Regions from separate parts of the Homo sapiens genome. Here all the other regions are linked to region 3. Evidence: read pairs that join two places in POLR2A ChIA-PET (ENCODE). Cell type or tissue: OCI-LY7. All regions are shown on one strand. Region 1 has its middle 31 kb from the start of PRDM10. Region 2 has its middle 8.3 kb from the start of ST14. Region 3 overlaps PRDM10 (PR/SET domain 10).

Region 1 (5,000 bases), 86 kb before region 3:
TATTTGATTAGATTCATGGTGTTGCAGATATAACAAAGGTGATACCAAACATGTTCATGTATTTTAAAGATGCCTATTGGTCTACGGGATGGGCAAAATAAAAGAAAAAATATTTTAAGGCTGTCGATCGCTATGAAACAAAGTCCATATTCTTTACCAGATCATGAAAGATCATTATATAACCTGGCTTGCCGACCTACAGCTTTGTTTTTCACCATTCTCTTCCCCTTTCTGCTCTTTCTAGAAGGACTGCTATTCATTCTTCCTGTATTTTTCAGCATCTGCCTCAGGCCTGGACATAGAACAAGTGTTCAATAAATATTTCTTGTTAGATTGAGAGTTGCTTTGACCTGCTAACAGCTATATTAATTCCATAAGCCTTCAAAGGAGACTTCTAAGTCCTAGGACACTCTTCATAGCAGAGGAGGTGTGAGAATGGTGAATAAATGACTACCTATTTTTATTCTTCTTCTCAGAGTAGACTCACTGATTCACTCAACCTATGTCTTGAATGTTTTTAAAGGTCAAATCTTTATTTTGAAGTTGTACAAATGGGCCGGGCGCAGTGGCTCATGCCTGTAATCCCAGCACTTTGGGAGGCTGAGGTAGGTGGATCACCTGAGGTCAGGAGTTCGAGACCAGCCTGACCAACATGGAGAAACCCCATCTCTACTAAAAATACAAAATTAGCTGGACATGGTGGCACATGCCTGTAATCCCAGCTACTTGGGTGGCTGAGGCGGGAGAATTGCTTGAACCTAGGAGGCAGAGGTTGCAGTGAGCGGAGATCGCGCCATTGCACTCCAGCCTGGGCAACAAGAGTGAAACTCCATATAGACCGAAAAAAAAAAGGAAAAGAAATTGTACAAACTGCTGTTCCTCAATTAGAAGAAATTCATAAAGAAATAGCAACTGAGTGTTAATTTTCCTAACATTAGACAATTTAGTGAAATGCAATTTGAAAAGCTTTAATGGTCATTTAAACTTGAATTGCTAATTATTTTCTTAGAAGGACATAAAAATAAATGAAGGAAAGAAAACATAAATGAAAGCTCTCCGTAGACTATTGAAGGCTGCCTATTCTTTACAAATATCATGGAGGTCAACATTTAGCAGTTCCGTCAACACTATTCTGGGAATTGGATGAGTCAAGACTATTAAGAGAATCAAAAAATTTAGCCAATTTCAAATTCGCATATGCATTTGTAAATTTAATGATATAGTAATGATTTAACAATCATACTGTCCTATGCTATTATATGTATGCCAGCCATATAAGCAAGTTGACATAACAGAATTTTTATCAGACCCTTTAATTATATACATATAGACATTATTTAGAAATTAAACTAGGTACAAAAAACTAGGAAAAATATTTGTAGCTAATTTGACAAGAGTTAGTACAGTGTTACATAAAAAAGCTATTCAGATAAAACACTGTCTCCAACAGTGCTGATGGGCAAAAGGCATGAAAAGACAAAGCAGTTAATATGATTAACAGATAACATGGAAAAGTTATTCAATTTCAACTTCACCAGAAATGAGTATACCAGTTTTTGCTAAGCAAATTAGCCAAAGTTAAAGAAAGAACTAGTGACATCATCCAAAGCTTCTAAGTATGTGATAAAACAAGGAACTGATATATGTTTGGTGGCAATATAAAGTTTGTACAATCCTCCAGTGTGGCAGTAAGTATATGCAAGGATCTTAAAAATGTTCATGCTTTTTGGTAATTTAACTTCTGGAATCTATACTTAGGGAATGATCCTAAATGAGAAAAAAAATATACATTATGCAGAAAGACATTTGTCAAAATATTATTTATGGTTGCAAACCACCTGAATATTGAACAGTAGGAGAACACAAGATAAATTATTATATATTTATTTGAGGATATATTTATATAAATAGATATGATGTTTATTAAATATTTATTTGAGCAAATATGAATCAACATGGACAACTTCCATAATCATAATGCTGAGAAGGAAATAAAAGCAAGTTGTAGAATACTTTATACATTTCATGATACTAATTATATAAAGCTTGAGACATGCAAATATTACATATTACTTAGCAATACATACATATGTGGTAAAAGTATAAAGAGTAGGCTGGGCGTGGTGGCTCGCGCCTGTAATCCTAGCACTTTGGGAGGTGAGGCAGGCAGACTGCCTGAGTTTGGGAGTTCGAGACCAGCCTGGGCAACACGGTGAAACCCCGTCTCTACTAAAATACAAAATAAATTAGCTGGCGGGGCAGTGTGCGCCTCTGGTCCCAGCTGCTTGGGAGGCTGAGGCAGGAGAATTGCTTGAACCCAGGAGGCAGAAGTTGCAGTGAGCTGGGATCACGCCACTGCACTCCAACCTGGGCTGCAGAGTGAGACTCCGTCTCTACAAAAAAAAAAAAAAAAAAAAAAAAAACTATAAAGAAATGCATGGGCTGAATAATCACCAAATTTCAGAAAGTCGTTACATATGTTAGAGATGGAGGATGCTGCAAATGAGGATTACACAGAGGGTATCAGCTGCACTGATAATGTTTTATTTCTTAAGCTCTGTGGGATACATGGATGTTCATTCCATTATTCTTTTTATCTTTTAGTATGTCTTAAATCTTTCATGGTAACCTTACAATATTATGTAGCTATAAAATAGTTCCATAGAAAGCCAATACAATAACATGGAAAAACGAGTCTTCTCTGGGGGAGGCGGGGCCGCGCGGGGCATGCCGGGCGGCGCGCGGGCTGCAGGGAACGGGGCGGAGCGCGGCCGCGCCGGCGCAGCGAGGGGAGAGGCAGCAACCGCTATGGACGTGTTCCTCGTGATCCGGCGCCACAAGACCACCATCTTCACTGACGCCAAGGAGTCCAGCACGGTGTTCGAGCTGAAGCGCGTCGTGGAGGGAATCCTCAAGCGGCCGCCCGACGAGCAGCGGCTGTACAAGGACTACCAACTCTTGGATGATGGCAAGACACTGGGCGAGTGTGGCTTCACCAGCCAAACGGCACGGCCGCAGGCCCCAGCCACAGTGGGGCTGGCCTTCCGGGCACACGACGCCTTTGAGGCCCTGTGCATCGAGCCGTTCTCCAGCCCGCCCGAGCTGCTCGACGTGATGAAGCCCCAGGAGTCGGGAAGCAGTGCCAATGAACAAGCTGTGCAGTGAAGACCCCCGAGAGGCCCATTACCCCCAATAAAAGAGATTTGGGAGTCTGAAAAAAAAAAAACCATGGAAAAAGTTTGTACTATGACATTAAGTTAAACAAATTACCTATTCAAAATGATTACAACTACTTGAAAGCCATCCAAAAATCTTGCAAAGAAATATCCCCGAAAGTTACTGTTTTTCACATTGGATGGTGATGTTGTTACCTCCTTATTTCTTTAAAACATTTCCTCTATTTTCTCTTATGATTGACACTACAAATATAATTGAAAAACAATAAACCTATTTTAAAAATAAGCATGATATATTTATTACTAAGCCATTTGTACTATTATGTCACATTTGATTTCTAAATTAATGTTCTGCTTGGCTTTGAGTCTAGCATCATGTGTAAGATGTGAAAGCATGGAGAAGACTGGAGAGAGAGGAGGTTGGCAGGGACCTGAGTTTGTTGACAAAGGATGAAAGCAGGATGGGCTGGACGCAGTGGCTCATGCCTGTCATCCTAGCACTTTGGGAAGCTGAGGAGGGAGGATCACTTGAGCCCAGGAGTTTGAGACCAGCTTGGGCAATGTAATGGGACCCTGTCTCTACAAAAAATTAAAAAATTAGTCTGGCATGGTATTGTGTGCCTATAGGCCTAGCTACTCAGGAGGCTGAGGCAGGACAATTGCTTGGGTACAGGAGTTTGATGCCGCGGTGAGCTATGATTGCATCACTGCACTCCAGCCTGGGTGACACAGTGAGATCCTGTCTTAAAAAAAAGAAAAGAAAAGAAAGCAAGGTGGGCCAAGACTTGCTGTTACAGATTCCTGAAATGTTTGAGGAAGATTATTCTGATTGTTATGGGTAATCCAGGTTGGCTTCCAATGAGACTTGAAGTAGCAGCAAGGTTCCTTATATAAAAGTATGGAACATAAAATAAATTCACTTTGTTGAAAGAAAGAATAAATGAATGGAAGAATAAGTCAGAGCTAATATTAATTTGAGGCTCTTAATTCAAGCTTAGATACTGTTATTTCAATGATTTCCCATGGATCTTAGAATTTTAGAACTGACATAGATCTTTGAGAACATTTGTTTTAACTTCTTTGTTATAGTCAAACTAAATTCCAGAGAAGCTGAATAACACCACCAAGTAAATAAAAGAGGGGTATTTGGACTTTTCTTTCATCATATCATTAGCTTTCTTAAAAGAAAGCAGGTGGGCCGGGCTCAGTGGCTCACCCCTGTAATCTCAGCACTTTGGGAGGCCAAGGCGGGCAGATCCTTTGAGGTCAGGAGTTCGAGATCAGCCTGGCCATCATGGTGAAACCCCATCTCTACTAAAAATACAAAAATCAGCCAGGCGTGCTGGCAGGTGCCTTTAGTCCCATCTACTTAGGAGGCTGACCTGTAGTCCCAGCTACTTGGGAGGCTGAGGTAGGAGAATCACTTGAACCTGGGAGGCAGAGGTTGCAGTGAGCTGAGATTGCACCACTGCCCTCCAGCCTGGGCGACACAGTGAGACTTCACCAAAAAAAAAGAAAAAAAAGCAAGTGGGGGCCTAATCTTTTTACAAGAAAATGCACTACAAATTCCTTGGCCTGCCCTTTGCCACTTATAGAAAACCCCTGACAATCTGGCTTCAACTTGTCTTTCCACCTTATCTCCCACTAATCCTCCAGAAAATCATGGAATTTCTGGTATCCTCACCAGTTAGGCCCTCCACCCTTCTCTCTGCCTATCTAAAACAATTCATCTTTCAAGGTACAACTAGAATACCAAGAGTATAATCCAGAGGTAATGTCATGAGTGCCTGAATTTGACTGACGTGTGTGGAAATGAAGTAGAAT
Region 2 (5,000 bases), 200 kb before region 3:
TGAGAAGAGATAGAACCTTGCCAACCCTCATGCCAAGCCCTCCATGGGCCCATTCCCAAAACAATCCCTCCTCTCCCCAGTAAGAGTGACCACTCTACTGACATGGATGGTGGTTACTTTCTTGGTTTTTTGTTTTGCTTTGTTTGTTTGTTTGTTTTGAGACAGAGTCTTGCTCTGTCACCCAGGCTTGAGTGCAGTGGCGCGATCTCGGCTCACTGCAAGCTCCGCCTCCCAGGTTCACACCATTCTCCTGCCTCAGCCTCCTGAGTAGCTGGGACTACAGGCACCTGCCACCACGCATGGCTAATTTTTTGTATTTTTAGTAGAGACGGGGTTTCACCGTGTTAGCCAGGATGGTCTCGATCTCCTGACCTCGTGATCGGCCCACCTCGGCCTCTCAAAGTGCTGGGTGGGATTACAGGCATGAGCCACCGCACCCGGCTGTTTGTTTGTTTTTTGAGATGGTCTCTCTCTGTTGCCCAGGCTGGAGTGCAATGGCACAGTCACGGGCTCAATGCAGCCTCGACCTCTCAGGCTCAAGCAGTGCTCCCACCTCAGCCTCCAGAGTTACTGGGACCACAGGTGTGCGCCACCACGCCCAGCTAACTTTTTGGGGTTTTTTTTGGCCATCTTGTATAGAAAGATTTTTTTCTCCCTGTGGTAAGGGGTCTGGCCATGTGGCCCAGGCTGGTCTTGAACTCCTGGGCTCAAGCAATCCTCTCGCCTCAGCCTCTCAAAGCGCTGGGATTATAGGTGTGAGCCACCATGCCCATCTCCTTGTTTTTCTTTATATGGTTTTACAATCCAGGCTTGACTCTCTTTGCACCATAGTTTACTTTCTGCCTGCTTTTTGTTTTCAATGTCTTTTAGGTCATTTTAATTTTAATTTTTTTTTTTTTTTTTTTTGCGATGGAGTTTCGCTCTGTCACCCAGGCTGGAGCGCAGTGGTACAACCTCAGCTCACTGCAACCTCCACCTCCCGGGTTCAAGCAATTATCCTGCCTCAGCCTCCCAAGTAGCTGGGATTACATGCGCCCGCCACCATACCTGGCTAATTTTTTGTATTTTTAGTAGAGACGGGATTTCACCATGCTGGCCAGGCTGGTCTCGAACTTCTGACCTCGTGATTCGCCCGCCTAAGCCTCCCAAAGTGCTGGGATTACAGGTGTGAGCCACCGTGACTGGCCAATTTAAATTTAAATTTTATTTTATTTTATTTTATTTTATTTATTTTATTTTGAGATGGAGTTTGGCTCTATCACCCAAGCTGGAGTGCAATGGCACAATCTCAGCTCACTGCAACCTCTGCCCCCTGGGTTCAAGCAATTCTCCTGCCTCAGCCTCCTGAGTAGCTGGTATTACAGGCACATGCCACCACACCTGGCTAATTTTTGTATTTTAGTAGAGATGGGTTTCACTATGTTGGCCAGGCTGGTCTCGAACTCCTGACCTCAAGTGATCCACCCGCTTCAGCCTCCCAAAGTGCTGGGATTACAGGCATGAGCCACCATGCCCAACTGGTCACTTTTAATTTTTAGGTTCCCACTTCATCTTTTTCACCATCCTTTACAGTTTATTTACTGAAGAAACCAGATCATTTGTTCTGGAGACTTTCCTGCAGTCAGGATTTTGCTGATTGTGTTCTCATAGTGTAGTCTATCTCATGGGTTCCTTGTCCTTTGTATTCCCCGCAAACTGTCATATCCAGAGGCGCCAGCAGATAAAGCTTTGCTTTTTCGGGAGGGAAGATGACTTCACAGGGGCTGGTGTGTTCTTCAACAGGTGACGTGTCTGGTTGTTTCATATTGTGAGTTCTGTGCTTGAATTCTAAATTTGTGAGGAAATGGTAACGGCAAGATTTCAATGTTTCATTCCTTGCTTATTTACTTTCTGGAATACTTCTAGAAAGTGAAATTTCTCATCATCTATTTGGTTACCCAGTGGTAAGGTTTGTATAGGAAAGGAAGGATAAATGCCCGAGTCTCTATGTATTTGTTTATTTATTCATTTTCAGATGGAGTCTTGCTCTGTCGCCCAGGTTGGAGTGCAATGGCACTAACTCTGCTCACTGCAACCTCCACTTCCTGGGTTTAAGGGATTCTCCTGCCTTAGCCTCCCGAGTAGCTGGGACAACAGGCACCCACCATCACGCCTGGCTAATTTTTGTATTTTTAGTGGAGACGGGGTTTCACAAACTGCTTTCACAAACCACTTGTTTTTTGCTTGTTTTTGTATTATTATGAACTCTTGGTATCAAACATATTTGATATGTCTGGGTTCATTGCTGTTTTTATTCTTACTGATGTTCAAAGTGTACCCTCTTTGGCCATTGGGACCTTCTTTAAGTCAGCTCTGAGTCCTTTTGACCCAATTCTTGTCATCTTTGATTTTTTGTTTATTTTCTGGTATGATGTTGCAGTTTCAACTTGTACTTTTCCTGCCCACACATGCAATCAGCTGTTTCTTTAAGACAACCTAATAGCTTTTAGTGAAAAGTGATCCTCTAAGGGGATGTTCATTTCTAGCTGGTCTTTGTTTCTGGGGCTTTTGGTAGACAAAGCCAGAACTTTGTGAAAGAGATAAAACACCCATCATGTTCATATTGATTCTCCCAATTCTAATTTAGGACCACAGAGTACTGACTTATTCGAGCTGAGATCTGTATTTTCTTTTTCACACTGATAATTCTTGTTCTCACATCACTTTTTTTAAAAAAAACTCTGTCTCCTTTATCAAATGAAGGCAACAGGTACAACTTTCCCATTAGAGTTCAGTGAGTTGGCCCTTAGTGGAATTTTTGTCAACTTGCAGCTCACGAACAATAGAATAGCTAATTTGAGGGGAAAAAAAGGAAATTATTTTAAAATTGTTAGGCGGTTCACAGAATGTCTAGGAGGGCCAGAGAGCTGAGAGAGGAGGAAACAGAGCCAGAAACAAGGCCCCAGACACACCACAAGGCTGCAGGGACAGCCCCACTGCTCCCGCCCAAGCTGATACCATCAGAGCTCATCCCCTGAGCCCAGACCCACTCACCAGTGCCGCTGCCGTCCCAGGAGCAGGACGCTTCCACCTGCATCCCACCAGAAAGTGGGCTCACTGCAGTGCCTGCGTCCTTTCTTTGTGGCCTCTTGAGTAAGTCTCTTGTGAGTGCATCTCATTAGATCCTAAGTTACATGTCTGTGCCCTACCTACAAGGGAGCTGAGAAGGAGAGTTCTGGTTTCTGCCTGAGGTAGGCAGGACTCAAAAGATGGAAAGTCTCCAAATCTAAGAGGGTTGTTCAAGAGACACTGGAGTGTCCCTAAACTGGGTAAATGCAGATGCACGGAAATGTGAGTCGAGTCTGGGAGTGTGTTCTGGAAATGCATTTCACTGTGGGCCACTTGTTTGATGCTCTGTGTTTCTCTGACTTCCTCTGCCCTGTCCACATCATCAGCACATCCAAGTTCATCCCTCCTTCCATCTAATATGTGTAGTTCTGGCCCAGCCTGCTCCCTGGCCCAGGGTGTCGCGTGGGGTATACACAGGTTTCATTAAAATCAAAGTCCGCTGATTCCCTTGTTTACATTCTGAGCTCAGTCATCAGCTGAAAACATTTACCATCTAAGAAGTCATTCCCCAAACAGTTTCAATTATTAAGACCATGGATTTACATTTACTATTAATAGTGATATTCTTCACTGTAAATGTATGTTGGGTCTTGAGGTATTAACTAATATTATGAGGCCAATGTGATTAATGAGACTTAAACTTTAAATGCCCAGTACATGAAGACAAGCCACTACAATCTCTTCAGTGCTTAAAGTCATGCAATACTCGATTTAGTAATTTACAAAGTTTCATTAAGAAATGATAAATGCACAGCTTGAGATTTCTTCATTAAATGCTAAAAGCAAAAAGCCATAAACCATGGTGGAATCACTTTTTCTTGCCACAGGAAAAGTGGCTGAAATAATACACAGAAGGCTGGGCACAGTGGCTCACGCCTGTAATCCCAGCACTTTGGGAGGCCGAGGCAGACAGATCACGAGGTCAGGAGTTTGAGACCAGCCTGGCCAATATGGTGAAACCCCCGTCTCCACTAAAAATATAAAAATTAGCTAGGCGTGATGGTGGGTGCCTGTTGTCCCAGCTACTCGGGAGGCTGAGGCAGAAGAATTGCTTGAACCTGGGAGGCAGAGGTTGCGGTGAGCCGAGATCGCGCTACTGCACTCCAGCCTGGGCGACAGAGTGAGACTCCGTCTCAAAACAAACAAACAAAAACCACAGAAAAGGATATGGCAACACTATAGTCCATTCTTCTGTCAGTAAATACTGTTAGAAGATACACAGATTTGAAGAAACAAGTAAAAAACCACCTTTAGAGTATGGGAGGTTTGGATGAAAGCACAGATGTTTCTAATGTAGCTCCACTCATAGTGTAATATACGTAGATTTTTCTGCTCACGAAATACAAATATTTTTTTTTCTTGCCAGGAGCAATGGCTCACGCCTGTAGTCCCAGCACTTTGGGAGGTTGAGGCAAGTGGATCACTTGAGATCAGAAGTTTGAGACCAGCCTGGCCAACATGCGGAAACCCCATCTCTACCAAAAGTACAAAAATTAGCCAGGTGTGGTGGTGGGCACCTGTAGTCTCAGCCACGAGGGAGGCTGAGGCAGGAGAATCTCTTGAACCCAGGAGGCGGAGGCTGCAGTGAGCCAGCCTGGGCGACAGAGCGAGACTCCGTCACACACACACACACACACACAGCAGAAAACAAAACTAAACTAAAAGCAGCTTGATTGAGGTATAATTGACTGCACATATTGAAAGTGTCCAATCTGGTAAGTTTTGACACATATCTACACCTGTGAAATTATCACCACAATCAAGAACTCTTTCAGTTTTGATAGCCATTAAATATAGTATTGCAACAAACTGACCTTCGAACCAGATTTTCTAATTGCTTTATTTCAAAGTACTAAAACACGATTACAAAAATAAGATACAGGAGAGCGTAA
Region 3 (5,000 bases):
CTCAGGCTGGTCTCGAAATCCTGGGCTCAAGCAATCCTCCTGCCTCAACCTCGGAGAGTGCTGGGATTACAGGCATGAGCCATCACGCCTGGCCTCTTTTTTTGGGGGGTGGGGGGGTGGAGTTTCGCTCTTGTCACCCAGGCTGGAGTGCAATGGCGTGATCTCAGCTCACTGCAACCTCCGCCTCCTGGGTTCAAGTGATTCTTCTGCCTCAGGCTCCCGAGTAGCTGGGATTACAGGCACCCGCTACCATGCCCAGCTACTTTTTTTTGTATTTTTAGTAGAGACAGGGTTTCACCATGTTGGCCAGGCTGGTCTCAAACTCCTGACCTCAGGTGATCTGCGCACCTTGGCCTCCCAAAGTGCTGGGATTACAGGCATGAGCCACCATGCCCAGCCACACCCAGCCTCTTTTTAGAGTTTGATAAGTTCTTCGATTAAGATGCACAGCAGAAAAAGGATGTTTCTGTGAGTACTGCAAAGACTTCCTCTAGATGCCTGAAGGGATTGGTGTTATTTCCCAAAAGGCCAAATATATTTCAACAAATTAATCTTCATTGAACACCTACTTTATGCTCAGCGATCTTTTAAATTTGAGGAGGAAGTATATGATATCATCATGGTCCTTAAAGAACTTAGGATAATAATGATTAATACTAAGCAGTTACTAAATGCTATACACTCTGCTACTGGCCTTATATACATATTGTTTCACTTAATACAACAACCTGAGGCATGTATTACTGTGTCCATTTTACAGACAAAGAAACTGAGGTTCAGAGAAGTGTAGTAACTTGCTAAGGGGTGGGGCAAGGATTTTACTCTAAATGCCTGACTCCAAAGCCCATAGTCTATTTCCCTGAGGTGCAGTTGGAGAGGCAAGATGGACTCATGTGAAAACGCATACTCATCACCAAAATAGATGGTGTTTGGCAATGGATGCAAAGCTGTGGGGATAGTTAATGTGTGAGATGTCTGGATCTGAAGTCTAAAGATCTTGGCAGATGGGAAGAACAGATAAAAGCAGTGAAATGAAATTTACTGGAGATAAATGCAAAATCCCCCATTTAAGTAAAAATCAGCTCTTGAAGTCCTGATGAGGGGAAAAATGGTTTAATAGCACTCTATGAGGGGAAAAGAGGACTTAGATATTTTAGTTATCTGCAAGTTCAGGATGGGTCTGCAGTAGAGCAACGTGGCCAACGTAAACACTAATGCACCCTGATGTTGTATTAATAAAAATATGGAATCCACTGCGAAATAAATGAAGACAACAAGATGATTAGGGAGCTGGGAGTTTGGTCATGTGAGAAATGACTGAATGAATTAGGGTTTTTTGGCCTTCAGATATTTGATTCTTGTGGCGGAAGGGTTACACTTATTCTAGCTACCTCCAGAGGAAAGTCCTGGGCCCTAACCAAAGCGTGGAAGATCTGGGCTCCACAGAAATTGTCATAGAACTATTTCAGAATGATTCAGGCTGCCTGGTGAGGTCATGAAATGTGGAAGCAGATGCTGAGTGCTGTTGTGGAGTGGGATTCTATGGCTCCAAGGGCTGCAGGAGTTCAGAGCAGAGGAGACTCAGGGAGGGCTGGAGGCATCAAAGGCGGTTCACTGGGAAACTGGAATGTGGTAGGATTTAGAAGGTGGCTGAGGAAAGAGTATTTTAGGTGAGGAAAACAACATATGAGAAGATAAAGGGAGTGGCATTTTTAAAAACTTGCTTTATTTATTGAATAGGACATGGCTTGAGTATGACCTTGTGCTAATTGGGCAGGAGGAGCAAGATTGCATAAAGGGATTCTAGGCCAGTGTATAATCCCATAACACTTAGATTGGAGGCAGGAGAACTTTTTAAGGTACCATTTTTATTTTCTGCCAGGATATTTGATAAGATAGCATTAACCTAATACATGACCCAAACTGTGTCTTATTTGCAGGAGACTGACTTCAGCATGATGAAACAAACAGGCACCTCATCTCTTTCATTCTTACTTAAAAACCTCAGCCTGCCTGAGCTGTTTAAAAGGAGAGCTGTGAGCTATGGAACTTTGTTAACCATGTGTTGCACGACGTGTTTAGTTTTAAAAGACAAGTGGTTGAGGATAGGTCAACTCATTTACCCCCTCCAGTGTGGTATGGCTACTCTGGAAAGGCAAGAGGGACCCCCACCCCAGGTTTAGTTCAGATGTGGAAACTGATGATACCTCACATGTGCACACATCGAAACGGTCTGTTGCTTACCTATTTGAAGTCTTGGGAGACAGGGCAGGCCTCTCAAGCAGTGTGAAACGGCTGAATGAGCCAGGAAGAGACCAGGTTTTATTAAGTTTTAGGGGTGGGGTCAGGACGCAGGTGGTCAGGGCCTTGCCAGTGTTGACTCTCCCACTGCTGCCAAAGGAGGGAGCACCTGAGCCTTCTTAGCAGCCCTCCCAGGTGTGGGACAGAAGGGGCAGAGGGAGGGCAGAGGCTTAAAGGCTGTGAGCAGTCAGATCAAAAATGAAGCCAGCTCTTCCTCACAGCCGGTAGATGGAAGTCATTTTTCCAGGGCCTGGAAGGAGTTGGTAGGAAGACTAGATTTCAGCCAGCCCTTGCGCCCTGTTTGTGCCAGCAGGCACCAGCGAACCAAAAGCAGGTGTCCATGTCTGCTTACTCTGTGCCTTCAACTTTTGCCCAGGCCTCATTGCCAGTTCATAACCAGGTGCTGCCTTCCATCGAGAGTGTAGATGGGTCCGACCCTTTGGCAACTCTGCAGACCCCTCTAGGCAGACTGGAGGCCAAAGAGGAAGAGGATGAGGATGAGGACGAGGACACTGAGGAAGATGAGGAAGAAGACGGTGAGGACACGGATCTGGATGACTGGGAGCCAGACCCGCCCCGGCCCTTCGACCCACACGACTTGTGTAAGTGTGGGCACGGGTCTCCCCCAGGGAAGCTGTGTCCATCTTGTGTGTCTGTGTACGTGTGCGTGTGTGTGAACATAGCTCCCGTGCGTCAGGTCCTTCCGTGTGCAGCCAACTGTGCTACATTCTCTGCTTGCTTCATCCCACCTGGCCTTCACTGCAGCCCTTTGAGGGACACTCTCCTTCGTTTTCTGATTTACTGATGAGTAAACAAGCTCAGAAGATTGGGAAGCTCGCTGGGGGTCACACAGGGACGAAGGGGCATCAGGCAGCCAAGCCCAGGTCTCTCACACCAGAGCTTCAGCTACCAAACCACCATGGTAGATTTGCCCGATCCTGCGCTCTTCAGCCACTTCAGCTTTAACAAGTTTGCCTTGCTGCTTTGCCTCTTCCATGATAGCCTTTTAAGAATGCTGTTCTATCCCAGGCGTGAGTGCCCTGAGTCTACTACCTCCTTTATGCCCTCCATGGCCCTACCATGAGGTGGGTAGCTTTCCCAGGGCTGTGCCAATAATTTGAGGGTCAGGACTCCAGTTCAGGCAGTCTGGCCCCTCGGCAGCGCCCTTGATCAGCCACCCCACCCTACTGCTTGCTGGGGGTTCACATTCCACCACCAAGAAACCATCAGTTTCTTTCTGTGGATTTTCTTGCTTATGTGGCAAAGTGCTTACTCATTGATTTGCATTACTGAGGCTCTTCAGAGCTTTGTGGTTTCATCCTGTTTCTCCTGGTCCTTCTGTGTGGTGGTGGTAAAATCTGTCTGCTTGGGCCCAGTGTTCAAGCTCCACATCTAATCCCAGTTCAACAGAGAACTTGCTCGTTTTGGTTTTCCTTGAATTCATACGTTTTCTTTTCTTTTCTTTTTGTTTGTTTTTGTTTTTTTTTCTTTAATTTTGAGACAGGGTCTTGGTCTGTCTCCCAAGCTGGAGTGCAGTGGTTCAAGCTCGGTTCACTGCAGCCCTCTGCCTCCCAGGTTCAAGCAATTCTCAAGCCTCAGCCTCCGGAGTAGAGTAGTTGGGACTACAGATGTGCACCACCACGCCCAGCTAATTTTTTTTTTTTGTATTTTTAGTAGAGATGGAGTTTCACCATGTTGGCGAGACTGGTCTCGAACTCCTGACCTCAAGTGATCCGCCCACCTCAGCCTCCCAAAGTGCTGGGATTACAGGCTGAGCCACTGCACCTGGGAAAAATTCTTACATTTTTGAGGCAACTCCTAAGTCAAATGCACAGAAAATCACTTTATCTTTAAAATATTAATACAAAGTAGCTCTGTTATTTGAGAATTGTAGAAATTAAAAATAACTATTTCCTAAACCAGGTCACCATGCAGCTGGAGTAAGGTAAAGCATGTTAAGTGTGTTAAGGGTTGTGGGCATGGCCTGTGTGGTCCATTTGCTCTCCTCCGTTTTGGGGCTGTACCTGTCTCGTTCTGGCGGTTAGCTTACAGGTGGGTGCTCCTGGCAAAGAGGCAGGGCGTGTGGCCGGACTGGTGCAAACCGAGTGCTCTTGGAATGGGCGGAAAATGTTGTGTCATCCCAGTGAATGAAGGAAGGGATTCTAAATTTGTTCATTTTAGCATTATCTAATCAGACAGTATGCACTGAACTCTCAGACCGCACAACCCTTTTTCCGTTTGAGTTAGGCTGAGATATAAGACTTCTGTAACTCCCTTTGAGAAAATTGATTCAATAGTATTGTCAGGGTTCCTCCCCGGCCCCGGAATAGTTTTATTGAGATAATGGGCATACTATAAAATTCACCTATTTTGTCTCATCAGATAGTGCAACATTTAGCCTGATACGCTCTTTTTACTCTTCAGACATGTTGTAATTGATTTGTAAATTTAGTGGCCACTATTCAAAGGACTCTCCAGCAAAGAAGTCAGTCATGGCCTGCTAGTTGTTTTTGGCAGGCATAAGCAAATTCTGTCTGATTTTAGAGGAGAATTACAGGATTTTTACTGGTCTCCCAGAGAGAATGTATTACCGTTGAATGGGTAGCGCCATTAGGAGTTCATTGAATTTTGGCTTGAAAATGCAGACGGGGATTTTTCGGGTCAGAATTTTTTACCTCACATCAAGTCACACTGAGGAA

What was found. Peaks named below come from ENCODE experiments on the same cell type or tissue, not always from the same donor. Only the 100,000 strongest peaks of a DNase experiment are listed, where the experiment ranks them.
Region 1: POLR2A ChIA-PET joins it to region 3 with 7 read pairs; 2 of 35 experiments call an interaction of 5 or more read pairs at or near these places.
Region 2: POLR2A ChIA-PET joins it to region 3 with 5 read pairs; 1 of 35 experiments calls an interaction of 5 or more read pairs at or near these places.

What each region holds. Positions count from the first base shown.
Region 1 is chr11:130,031,029-130,036,028 of GRCh38, reverse strand. It overlaps the pseudogene ELOBP2. Among named protein-coding and RNA genes, the nearest start is that of PRDM10, 31 kb to the right of the region's middle. In OCI-LY7, no CTCF peak of the experiment used is centred here; no DNase peak of the experiment used is centred here.
Region 2 is chr11:130,148,951-130,153,950 of GRCh38, reverse strand. No RefSeq gene overlaps it. Among named protein-coding and RNA genes, the nearest start is that of ST14, 8.3 kb to the left of the region's middle. In OCI-LY7, no CTCF peak of the experiment used is centred here; DNase peaks (open chromatin) are centred at 21, 510, 2,469 and 3,073; H3K4me3 peaks cover 2,142 bases; H3K27ac peaks cover 3,887 bases.
Region 3 is chr11:129,945,048-129,950,047 of GRCh38, reverse strand. It overlaps PRDM10 (PR/SET domain 10), which reads left to right. Exons shown (of 21, transcript NM_199437.2): 5 at 2,678-2,903. Among named protein-coding and RNA genes, the nearest start is that of NFRKB, 52 kb to the right of the region's middle. In OCI-LY7, a CTCF peak has its summit at 2,378; DNase peaks (open chromatin) are centred at 2,337, 2,987 and 3,597; H3K4me3 peaks cover 3,815 bases; H3K27ac peaks cover 5,000 bases.